Linked DNA regions of Homo sapiens: region 1 is linked to region 2. Evidence: chromatin contacts called from ENCODE Hi-C or POLR2A ChIA-PET data. All regions are on one chromosome and are shown on one strand. The core of a region is the stretch at or near the end of the contact, and the rest is flanking DNA. Distances in the headings are between cores, read along the strand shown. Region 1 holds the start of HMGB4 (high mobility group box 4). Region 2 overlaps CSMD2 (CUB and Sushi multiple domains 2).

Region 1 (6,391 bases), core at 3,166-5,665, 210 kb after region 2:
CACAGAGGAAGGGGCAGGAGGGGGATGAAGGAAGTTTCAAAGCATTTGACATACACATGCTTATGCCAGGTATGTTTGCTGTTGTTGCTGTGGCCTGAGCACTGAGGGTTTTGGAAAGCTTAGGTGATTCCATCATGCTGCAAAATCTGAGAGATACTTTGACAGAGATATGCTAAGAGCATATGCTGCTGTAATTGAGGGTAAAATCTGGCCCTGTGATTCCTGGAGATGATGGATCAAGAGCAGGGTGTCTTTACCCTGGCTGCACATTGCTATCAACTGGAAAGATTTTTCTTTAAAAAAATGTTATTTTGAAATAAGAGTGCAAAGATCATACAGAAATGTCCTGTATACCCTTCACCCCGATTCCCTAATGTTGGCATCTTACATAACCCTGGGTCATGCATAAAAACTAAGAAATCAGCAATGGTACAGTACTATTAACTAAATGAAACATTTTATTCAGATTTCCCCAGATTTCCACCAGTGGCCCACTTTTTGTCTGTCACAGGATTCAGTCTAGCATCTCTCATTGCATTTGTCCTGTCTTCTTGGTTTCTTCCAATCTGCATCAGTTTCTTAGCCTTGCCCTGGTTTTTTAAAATCTTGACATTATTGAAGGGTACTGATCAGGTATTTGGTAGAATGTTCTTTATTTCAGTTTGTCTAATGTTTTTTCATAGACCTTGGCTATGGATTTTTGGGAAGAATATCATGGCGGTGAGATGCTGTTATTATGGCAACACAGAAAGGGGTTCTGTGATCTCAACATGACCTGTTATTGATGATGCTTACTTCGATCACTTGGTTAAAGTGGTGTCTGCCAGATTTCCCCGCTGTAAAGTTACTATTTGTCCCTTTCCATGTTCTATTCATTAGTAGTGGGTGGCTAAGTCCAGCCCACACTGGAGAGGGGGAGTGCCATCTGTTTTTATTCCTATCATTTCAATTTGTTTAATCCTCATGGCTTTATTATCACCTCACTACTTTTTAGAGATATGGTTGTAATGAGCTAGACTTGCCCAAAGTTACTCAGCTAGTAAATGGCAAAGCTAGAATTTGAACTTATATGTGTCTGGCTTAAAAGGCCATGTTCTTTCCACTTCATGTTACTGCCACCAAGTAAAGAGGATCTCACAGTCTCCGAGGCGGAAGCTCCCTCTCAGCTTGTCTGGACAGTGTTTTTCAAATCCATTCTTGGAGTGTGACCCATCAGTGGGTCATGAGGTCAGTCTGTGGGTGGCATTTTAAATAACAACATAAAGTAAAGGTGACTACAACAGAGTAGAAAATAAGAGTATGTCACACAAGTAGAAATTTTTTATCTCTATATCTTCTCTGTGCTTTGCTACCTTCATCTGAATTCACTTATCCTTGTATGGAGATAAAAATAGCCCTCCCATAGGCTTGTTATGAGGACTGAATGGAATGAGGTACATAAAGTGCTTAGAAGAGAGACTGGCTCATATTAAGCATTATATAAATATTAAGTATGTATGTATGTAAACGAGTCATGATGTAAAATGTATTTCTTATTGCAGACTGCAATCAAGATGTTTGAAAATACTGAACTCACATCTGTAGACGAGGAGTTGGCAGATTTACGACCCCCAGCTTGCAGCCTATTTTTTAAAAATAAGGTTTTATTGGAACATAGCCACACTCATTGGTTTAGGTATTTTCTATGGTTACTTTCGAGGTATAGTGGCAGAGCTGGGTACCTGCAACAGAAACCCTGTGGTTCACCAAGCCTATCATATTTACTACCTGGCCCTCTAGACCAATGCTCCTGCCTGGAGGTCATCTCATAATCTAGGGAATATTGGACACCTCTTCCCGGGCATGTGGTCTGGTCATGCTACTGTCCTTGCAGGCATGCTTGCTCTAGGCTGTGTGACTGCCAGGCACTTGGATCTCCAGAAGCTCATTACTCTTCTCTATTAAACTGATGCCTACATGGTGAAAGGCTAAAACCATGGTACTTTGGTCAGGGTCCCCGCAGGAAACAGATGGCCACTCAAATTAAAATGATTGGTGAGGGCAGAGTGTGGGAAAGTAGCAGAGACCTCAGAGGCTCATAAAAGTAGAGTTTTACCACCCTAGGCAGGAGGAGATAAAGAAAGGGGGCAATGCCTGTACTGGAAGGAGAGAGTCATTTAGAGAGGACACCTTATGAGGACCAGTGACCTTCAGTCCAGGGACACAGAACCAGCTCCAAGTGACCCTGGGGTGGGGATCCAGGAGAATAAATGCCTTGACTTAACTTTCCTCCATCTCTGATCTCCTGAGGGCCCCATTGACCAAAGTGAGATGGAAACCAGAGGGTATGGGATCCTCTGATGTGGCTCATACAGACCAGCTTCCCAGGCCAGAGAAGGTTGAAGAGAGGTTGGAGAAGGCTGGAAAGGGGATCTGGAAGGGCAACTCTTAGATACCCAGCACACAGCATTGATTTAGGAAGCCAGATTTATTTACCTTTCCTAAGCTCCCCTAAACAAGGACTTCCCCTGCTTCATCCTCCAAGTTGGAACTTTGACAACACCAAAAGGTTGACATAGCTTTTCCCTTTTACTGCCTTTTCTTCTTAAATCTGCTAGCTTCCCGATAGCTATTGTGGGTTAATCTTCCTGGATCTTATCATGAGAGGGATGGAAGGTTAAGAGGCACAGATAAGCTACTCTGTGTGTGTGTGTGTGTGTGTGTGTGTGTGTGTGTGTGTGTGTGTGTGTGTGTCTGAGCCTGAGCAGAGTCTGATGAATATGTGGACTTTCATTAAAGTTCTTCCTCATGTCCCATCTTTTGATCTCAGAAAGGAGCTGTGTCCCATTCATCTAGGCAGCCCTGCTCATGTCCAAAAAATGTGTGAGTCAACCTCTGGCCCCTTGGGAGAAAGAGCCAGGGGGAAAAAGGCTACCTAGGCTGAGAAGTGTCCCCAGAGTAATCCGTTCCTTTGCGAGACCCCCTACTAGCCCAGACTTCCTTGATGGCACCTGATATCTTATAGGCCCCCAAATCCTGCCACACAACTACAGCTTGTCCCCTGGAGGGGCTTCCCTGGCCAGTCCAGAATGCTCAATTTATGAGAGATCATTGGCTCACAGGGAGGAAGGGGATGGCTTAGGTAGGCCAGCCACCTTGCAGCAGAGCTGGGCAAGAATTCAGGATTGGAGACTCTTATTAGTTTCCATCTTTCTTTTACAGAAGATGAACACTGAAGTCTTGGAACCCTGGGAATGAACCTGGAAAAATTCAAAATATGGTCTAGTCTTAGGCAAGTTTCCTTGTCCGGCTCAGCTGCTGAGACCACATATCTGGACCCTCAGTGCCCTGGCAACAGCTCTGTGCAGGCAGGATGAAGCACAGGCTTAGGTCAAGCAATCAGCCGTCAAAATCCACACTCTCACCTGTGAGTGGCTGTTCAACCTTGAACATGTTACTTTTTATGTTAATGAAACTCAGTTTTCTAGTCCTATAAATTTGGGGCTATCATCAACCATTAAGTGATATTAAACCCAGTGCCACACAGGCAAGTACCTAGCAGTGTCCAAAGGCCCCCAGAATGACACTTTTTCATCTTTTCTCTTCCCTCCAATTGAAAGACTAGTGGAATATCTGCAATTACTTTGACCAAAAGCCAGAAGCCGGCCAGTTTGAGTGTAGCTGTTACAGCTTTGTGTTCTAAACCTAAGAAATGGGGACCCCTCACATGAGAGTGGGGAGGCTTCTGGATGTGCTACAAATTCCATTTCATTTTCATGAACTCCAGTGTTAATTAATAAAATCTCAAGGTTCTCCCCCCTCTTTCGCCTCACATTTCTTCAGAGAAATGAAGAGTTCCAACTCATAGCCCAAGTGCTCAGGTTTTAAATTAGACAACTTTGTCCTGACAGGAACCAAGTCACAGCTGTCATACCTGATTACTTTTAGAGTTACTACTAAACCCTTTGTATGGCATGAGCTGCCACTGTTCAAGGCAAACAGAAACACTTCACATTTTATCATGACAGCCCTGGATCTATCCACCTCCCCATGTTCATTATGCTCAGCCTGTCTTTGGAAGGGATGATGAGGCATCCTGAAAATCGTATAGTGAGGAAGGCAGACCCCATGGCCTGTCACTACAGCCTAGGGATTTTAAGCCCCTAAAGTGCAGCAAAACCCACTGCCTCCAGGAAGCCAAGGAGAATTATTTCTGGGGGACATAGCTGCCTCATAGCCTACTATGAATGAACCATCATCTTTCATGAGAGGCAAACATTGACCCTCAAGTAACCAACCAATACGAGCACCTGTACACAAATGCCCACAGGTGTTGGCTGGGATTGGCTGGCTTGTGGATGATGTCACAGTTTCCCTCCTCTGACTCAACAATGCCATCAGCACTGAAAAGGCTGAGCCCTGACTACAGCTCTTGCAGACAGAAAAATTCGCTGCAAGTACAGCACTTTCTAGATTGCTCCTGGAGTGTGGGAACAACAGTCTCTCCTGTCCACGTTACTGAATCCAGAAAAAAGGTGAACTTACGAACATGGGAAAAGAAATCCAGCTAAAGCCTAAGGCAAATGTCTCTTCTTACGTTCACTTTTTGCTGAATTACAGAAACAAATTCAAGGAGCAGCAGCCAAATACCTATGTTGGCTTTAAAGAGTTCTCTAGAAAGTGTTCGGAAAAATGGAGATCCATCTCAAAGCATGAAAAGGCCAAATATGAAGCCCTGGCCAAACTCGACAAAGCCCGATACCAGGAAGAAATGATGAATTATGTTGGCAAGAGGAAGAAACGGAGAAAGCGGGATCCCCAGGAACCCAGACGGCCTCCATCATCCTTCCTACTCTTCTGCCAAGACCACTATGCTCAGCTGAAGAGGGAGAACCCGAACTGGTCGGTGGTGCAGGTGGCCAAGGCCACAGGGAAGATGTGGTCAACAGCGACAGACCTGGAGAAGCACCCTTATGAGCAAAGAGTGGCTCTCCTGAGAGCTAAGTACTTCGAGGAACTTGAACTCTACCGTAAACAATGTAATGCCAGGAAGAAGTACCGAATGTCAGCTAGAAACCGGTGCAGAGGGAAAAGAGTCAGGCAGAGCTGATGGATCCAGTTTGAAAAAACAAAATGCCATTCAACCGTATTTCCTGTTCCTGGTCTCATGTGTGGCATTAGAGTAGCTGTGACTGATGCTTTGTGGAGGAGGGAGTGGCTTGGTAGAGGAGAGACTGATCCTGAGGAGGGGAACGGAGAGGACGGGAAGGGAAAGAAGGGGAAGGGAGGAGAGGAGGGAGGGGAAGGGAAGAGAGGGGAAGGGAAGGGAAAGGAGGGGAATGGAGGGGAGGGAAAGGGAGGGAAGGGCTGGCTTTGAGAGAAGTGTCAGCAGTAAACAAAAGGTGTGACTTGGGCCACTGGGTGGGAGCCTCCAGGTGTAAAGTAGCAGCAGTCATGGAGGTAGAAGCACCGTGGTTCTGAGTGGTGATCCAGGTGAGAGGACCCTACTCAGTGTCAGGTTCAGGAACATGACGTCTGACTCTGCTAAGCAGTGGCAGGACTGGGAAGACTGCCAGGGCTAGAAGGCCTAGAGTTCAAGCTCACACTTGAGGCCCCAGGAGAAACATATGGCATCTGAGTTGAGACAGGCCTGAGGGAACCCAGGATTTCCAGCAACACTTAGATACGCTCAGTGGGGCCAGGGTGAACTCCCAGGGGTGTTCCCTAATCAGGAGGAGGCAAGGGGCAGATTTTACCAAAAAAAAAAAAAAAAAGCAGGGGGCTGGGGAACCAGATCAATCGTTTTTCAGTGGATAGATGTATAATATGTGGCCTCCACTCCTCTTCCTCTTGTTCATAGCACTCTGACTCCCTTTCGTGACCAAGGCTGGATAAGAGGGCAGGATCGCCTTGGCCACAGTCATTGGCTCAGTGGTGGGCATGTGACCCAAGTTGGTCCTATCAGGGTGGACCTCTGGACCTGTGTAAGGAGTCCTGGGGGACACCGCAGTCCAGGGAATGTGGACAGCCATTTGCCATCTCATAGGGCCCAAGAAGGAGGCCGAGATGCTAGAATCCCTGTGGCATCAGAACAGTCTCCTAAACTTTTCATTGAAGATGAACAACACATTTCATTTTTTCCCTGACATGGTTTGACTTAGGTTTTTTCCTACTTGACTATAATTTGACACAAATGGGATTGTGCTGTAAGTGTCTGTCTGGTAACTAGATTTTTCAGGCAAGAATATACTGTAGGCAACATTCCATACCAATCAATAAAGATTGAAATGGAATATTTTGAAATGGTTCTTCTGACTTCTTGACATCAAAAATACTGGGCCAAAATGCAAAGCTGCTTTTTTGTCACCAGTTTATACATGCAACAGATCTCCCTAACTCCACCTCTAAGGAC
Region 2 (6,285 bases), core at 512-3,011:
AGCAGTCTAAGGATGGAAAGGGTGATCAAGAGGTGGAGTGGATAAAACACAGAAAGGCCCATTTTGTTTGGAACCAGGAGTTCGTGGGTGGCTTTTATCAGAGGAGTTTCCAGTAGAACCATGGAGGCAGAAACCAGGTTCCAGGGGGTTGAGAGTGAACGGGAGGTGAGGAAGTAGAGAAAGGCAGAGGCAGTTCTTTTGAAGAGCTTTTCTGTAGCAGGAATGGAAAAGCAAGTGCAGGAGCTAGATTGGGGGGGGTGCCTGGGACCCAAGCCCGCCTGTTTATACCTCTGGAGTGGGGTGGAAGGGGCCGGGGAAGCAGACTGGGAATGCAGAGGGCAGGGCAAGGGCATCCAACAAAGGCCTCCTTTCCAGGTCCCAGTATCTTCAGAGGTAGAGAGGAAATAATAATTGCTTCCTCACAAATTACTACAAGGATTAGATGTGATGATATGCATGAGACCACTGAGCACAGTGCTTGGCACGTAGATGTTCAATAAATGCTAGTTTCTCTCTCTCTCGGCTTCTTCACCTCCCTGGAGCTGAGAACTCTGCTACAGACCTGTGAATACTCACCTGGAGACCCAGGTCCCAGAGCCCCTAGCCACTCTGAACCCTTCGTCTCCCACCCGGGGGAAAGGTACATACATGTTAAATACCAGGGCGATGACGTAGTCTGGTGAGACGGTCACTTTCCAGTCACACTCCTTGCCTGGCGGGTAGGGTTCTGGGTAATTTGGTGAGAGGATGACTCCAGATGGTCCTGTCAGGTCTCCCCCGCAGGGAGCTGAGGAGAGAAGAAGACGAGGGTGAGGCTGCCTCTTCACCCTGGGCTCATTTTCATGGGTGTTGCTAATGCACTATTGAGAGAGGAGAGGCTGAGGCTGACAGGCTGAAGTTGAACCTGGCTTAGGGACTCAGGAGAAGGTGAAATGATGGACTTCTACTTTGGAGGGTGGGAATATTTCAGAGATAGTGGTGGTGGTTGCGCAACATTTCGAAAGTACCAGATGCCACTGAACTGTTCATTGAAAAACAGGTAATTTTATGTTAGGTGCATTTCACCTCAATAAATTATTATTATTATTTTTTGAGACGGAGTCTCGCTCTGTCCCCCAGCCCCAGGCTGGATTGCAGTAGCGCGATCTCGGCTCACTGCAAGCTCCGCCTCCCAGGTTCACACCATTCTCCTGCCTCAGCCTCCCAAGCAGCTGGGACTACAGGCGCCCGCCACCATGCCCACCTAATTTTTTTTTGTATTTTTAGTAGATACAGGGTTTCACTGTATTAGCCAGGATGGTCTTGATCTCCTGACCTTGTGATCCACCCATCTCAGCCTTCCAAAGTCACAGGATTTCAGGCGTGAGCCACCGCGCCCGGCCTAATAAATTATTCTTTAAAAATACCTGACCCTGCTACTTCCTAGCTGTGTGAACTCAGGGAACTCATCTAGCCTCTCTAGCCCTCGATGTCTCTCCCGTATCATAAAAAGAGACAATATCTTCTCTGTGGGGTGGTTGTAAAGATTATTGGAGATGTCTGCTGAAGTATTTGGTAGAGAGTGAATGGTTGATAGACGGAGCCGGCACTGTCTGTACACCTATGAAGTACATGGCCTTCCTTCACTGCCTCACATCGGCTTCCCGGCAAGCTTTGTGGGTACTGACTGTGAGTTCCCGTGCACTCAATGTCAGGAGGAGTGGGAAACAGGCTCACATTCGCCTGCCAAGCGCAGCTGGTCTCCTACGCTGCCAGTGCTCCTGGCATCTGCTCGCGGCTGCAGATACTTTCCAACTTTCCAAAAGGCCTTGTCCAAGAGTATGTGTGTACCTCAGTTGTATGGAGCTATTATTAATCCCCAATCAGTCTACGTGGTCGCCCTCCCCTGAGATGACAGGTCTCTCAAGCAGGTGGGGAGGGAGAAAGTGGCCAGGTGACACAGCAACCTATTTACCTAGGGACCTTCTGGGGCAGCTTCCCCAGAGCCTGGATCAGGTCTCTTCCTCCATGGCTGGGGCTGCTGTACCGTGGCATGAGGACTGGATAGAGTAAGAGCTGGGAAGCGTGTGGGGTCGTTAGCAGGATGGCCAAGACTATAGGTATGGTTTGGTCTGGAAACCACAGGGCACCATCAGAGGTTGTCAACACTGAGCCCACAGGAACACAGAGAGCCATTTAAGGGCTGGCTAGAAAATCCAAGATGAGTCTTTGTGGGGGGAGCAAAAGGGTATACCTGACTCCAAAGTTAGGAGCAGCCTTTGGCTTGTCATAGAGCTGAGCACTGGTACTTTAGCTGTGTCATGGAGCCACCTCTGGCTGTGGCTTTTACTCAGGGTGAGGCTTAAAGGGCTGGGTCAATCCCTAACAGGGTCTCAAACAAATGGTAGGTCTTCAGGTCAGGCCATAAGAGCCCTAATGTGGCTGAACATAAAATCCGAGTGGTCATGAGTAGTCTGCTTTTTGTTCCATGGGAAAATATATCCCAAGAACCATCCTGAGTATCAGAAACACTCAAATAGGCATCTATTACGTATTAGACTTAACAAATCACATTTTAGATACACTATCTCATTTATGTCTCATTAACAACTCAATGAGCAATGGATTATTCTTCCTGATTTATAAAGGAGGAAAGTGAGTCTCAGAAAGCCTAAGTAACTTGCCCAGAGTCACTCTGAGACTCAAACTCACATGGGACTGGCTCCAAAGTCTGTTGTTTTCCCCCTTTCTACTTCCATACAGTCGGTAGCAGTAGCCAGAGTAGAGGAGGCGTGCTTCTCCCCGCTGGCCAGCAGGGAGAGCACAGTTGTTGCAGGAGCTTCTGAGCGAGGTGGTGCCTTAAGTTGGGTCTGCTTATGTCTCACTTGTGTCTCCACCACTGAATCCTTCAGGAGCAGAGGGCTAGATAAGTGGGGCCAAGCAGAGGCCAGTACAATCAGTCTAGACCCTTGAGCTTAACAAAGCAAGACTGTAATGTCCAGTCCATGGAGCGTGGCCTTGCCCAGGCCAGCCTAGAAACAGAGTCTGATGTGGCCAGTGAGAGTGGAAAGCCAGTGTCATATCAGAAGTCCCAACTCTGGGGAAATCTTCCCAAGGGGGCACAACGAGGCCTCCATTCTGGTTCCCAGCCTCCACGTCCCTTTGCCAGCTCAGGGGCTTCTTCCCTTAAGTTTGCCACAGATGGGGTGAGTCTCTGTGTTTCTGAAACTGCCCCTGTTACTCTCCCACCAACCCCCAAAGTACTATCAGTGTCTCTGGGTTCTAGGCTGCTGTCTGGGCACAGATCTCTTCTAGATAGTTCCATGGCATCGGGCATGGGCTTCCCTGGCTGCTGCCAGTTGTGCCCCAAGGCCTTGCTTGGATCCCTGGGCTGCCTCGCCAACAGGAAGGCTCCTACTGCTCAGGGTTAGTCGAGGGGTCCTTTTGAGCTTACTAAACCATGGTTGCCCAGATGGGAGTGGGTGCAAGCTGCAGATCCTTCTAGACAGCCAAGAAGTGGGCAGGTTGGACTGAGGGTGAGAGTTGTGGAAAGGGCATTGATTTGGAAGTCATACAATCCTGAGCACAAATTCTGACAATGCCACTCATTGGCTGTGTGAGTTTGGGCCAGCTGTCCACCCCTCTGAGCCTCTATTTCCTCATCTCGAAAGTAAAAGAATAATGATGATAATGGCTTCTAACATACACAGTGCTAACTATGAGCCAGGCACAGTTCTTATTGCTTTATAGTATTTTCTTTTTTAATCCTCAAAACAATGCTAGATGGTAAGTACTACCATTTTCACTATTTTACTGGTGAGGAAATTAAGGCACAGGGAAGTTGGGCAATTTGTCTAAGGCCACACAGCTTGCTGTGGTGAAGGCAGACCTGAGCCAGGGAGTGGAATCCCGAGCTCTAACCTCACCACAGAGTGATTTCAGCTGCAATAATGTAGCTAAAATGTTTAGCCCGGTGCCTATCACGGGGACAGCATCCAATGAGTATTTGTTTTCTTCCTTTGCTTCCTCCCTGTAATGAAGGGTTATCAGGGCCAGCTAGACCCGCTCATGGCAGAACGCCCAGGGAGCTGGAAATCAGAAGCATGTCACTGGGATTTCCAGTTCATTTGAGAGAAGAGGCAAAGGCATTTATTCTGTTGCCTGAGGAACATTTCCCAAAGCCGAGTGTAGAAGAACGGGTGATGAAAACTGAATTAACCTCTCCACCCTACCCACTGCACATTTATTGCTCTCCTCAGCTTAGCACAATCCTCCTTCTCCACTTGGGACAATCTCATCTCAGGACCTGCTTTTCTGTAAAATAAGTCTAAGGAATCACAGCCTTGCAGAAGGCTGAATTTGGAAGGAGCCTCAGAGGTTCCCAGATTCTCTCCTGGGCCTCAACAGAATTCCCTTGAGCAGATGGAATTCTGGCTTAGGGAAGGGGAAGGGAGTCTGAAGACTTGAAAGAAGGAATCGAAGAAGGGAAGGATGAAAAGAAGGAAGGAAGGAAGATAGAAAGGAAGGAAATTAGTATTTCTTGAGATTGGGGTTAGGCGTGTCCTCACCCCACAATGCCATAAGGGAAGTGTATTTACCCTCAGAGATAAGGAAACTCAGGCTCAGAGAGTTGAAGTAATTTCCCAAGGTCACCAAAGTAGTAAATGGCAGAGCTAGAAAGTAAATCTGGATGTGTCTACTTCAGTATCCCATACTGTTCCCTACACAGCAGAATACGTAGTGAAGAACTCAGCTGGATCTGAAACCCAGGTCTCAACCTCCTGCCCCACATACCTATGCGGCTCCTAATTCCCACTGAGGAGCAGGATTTAGTGTGTCAACTTCAGGGCCAGGCCTCAGAGCCATGACTGTCATAGGCCAGTCCTCAGAGGCCTGGGCAGCGTACTGCCTCCCATTAAGCCTGAGTGAGAGAGGTGCAGGCCAGGGCAGACGCTCCTGCAGGAGCTGTCTCAGGAAGCCCCTTACACCCATCTCCAGCAGGGGAGGCAGTGTGGGAGGTAGGAAAATGAGAGGCTTTGCATTCAGACTGGCGTGGGTGTAAATCTTGGCTCTGCCATATCCTAGCTCTGTGATTTGGGACAAGATATCCAAATTTGTCTAAGTTTCAGTTTCAAGTGTAAATGAGGAAATGGTGCTAATTTCAGAGAGCTGTTGGGAAAGTTAAATGAGGTTATCTAAGTAAATGTCCAGTATGGGGCAAGTACACAGTAAGGACTCAGTGACCATGGGTTCTCTTCTCTTCTAACAGCCAGCATTGACAGGGGAGATAAACACTCATTATTTCACCTGAGCAAAATAGACATGTGGAAGTGGGCACCTGGAGGGTTTGTCTCTATCTATTTACCTTTCTTTCCCATCCCAGCCTCCCTTCAAGTTCCCTCCTCCTCTCAGTCTCAAGTAGTTAGAGGCAGGATTTTTCAGGCCCCACCCTTTTTAAGTGATGGGACCTTAGACAAGTCTCAGGTCCTTCATGTCTTCATCTCTCATACAGGAAGGTTTTAAGACTGAGGACAGATCTAAAGAAACAAAACCTGTAATCCCAGCATTTTGGGAGGTTAAGGCAGGAGGATCACTTGAGCCCAGGAGTTCCAGACCAGCCTGAGCAACATAGTGAGACTCCATCTCAACAACAACAACAAAAATACAAAAATTTGCTGGGTGTGGTGGCACAGGCCTGCAAGCCCAGCTACTTGGGAGGCTGAGGTAGGAGTATCACTTGAGCTCAGGAGGTCAAGGCTGCAGTGAGTTGTGATGGTGCCACTGCACTCCAGTCTGGGCGACAGAGTGAGACTCTATCTCTAAAACCTAAAAGAACCAAAACCCAGGTAACCAATAATTTCCTTGAGAACAGCAAAAGCAAGGTTCTTTTCTTTACATTCTGAGGCTGTGGGTGCCCTTCTATTGCTTCAGGTAATAGAAGGGTCATTTCGGAATCTGTTAGCCTTTATTACCCAAGATGACCCACTGTCCTCCTTCTGACCTGTACAGCCTGGGCCAGAGAGAAAGGGACAGACCTGTCTGACTTGGAAATCTCTGGGACAATTTTAGCAAGTGAGGAATTTGTAGTGCTCTGTGTATAGAGTGTGAACGTGAGTGAGTGCGTGTGGGGACACATGCATGCAAAGCAGGGTAAACAATGGGTTTTCTGCAACTTTTGTCTGTTTCAATTCTCTTGGCCCCAGGCCCAAGATGCAGCTGCTGTGCATGGAAGGTTCTGGAGCACACAACTGTGAGCCCCAAGAGCAGAGTGCACCCTGCAGCTGCTTTGTACCGATGCATGTTGGC

What was found. Hi-C counts contacts between places; a loop is a spot of excess contacts on that map. ChIA-PET counts read pairs that join two places held with the same protein, here RNA polymerase II (POLR2A).
Region 1: a map with no recorded cell type shows a loop between it and region 2 (2.9-fold over the local background). The contact joins the promoter of HMGB4 here to the enhancer-like site in region 2. A Hi-C loop is called at or near these places in 1 of 37 single-sample maps with no recorded cell type. POLR2A ChIA-PET finds 5 or more read pairs at or near these places in 1 of 52 experiments (AG04450).

Annotation. Positions count from the first base shown.
Region 1 is chr1:33,859,664-33,866,054 of GRCh38, forward strand. It overlaps HMGB4 (high mobility group box 4), which reads left to right and starts at 4,416. Exons shown (of 1, transcript NM_001379301.1): 1 at 4,416-5,128. The coding sequence starts at 4,529. The coding sequence ends at 5,089. All of the region lies in intron 5 of CSMD2 (CUB and Sushi multiple domains 2), which reads right to left.
Region 2 is chr1:33,651,675-33,657,959 of GRCh38, forward strand. It overlaps CSMD2 (CUB and Sushi multiple domains 2), which reads right to left. Exons shown (of 71, transcript NM_001281956.2): 27 at 6,272-6,285; 28 at 649-787. Among named protein-coding and RNA genes, the nearest start is that of ZSCAN20, 180 kb to the left of the region's middle. Within about 2 kb of position 1,762, at least 3 of the 41 ENCODE cell types and tissues checked have a DNase peak (open chromatin) inside an H3K27ac peak, as active enhancers do.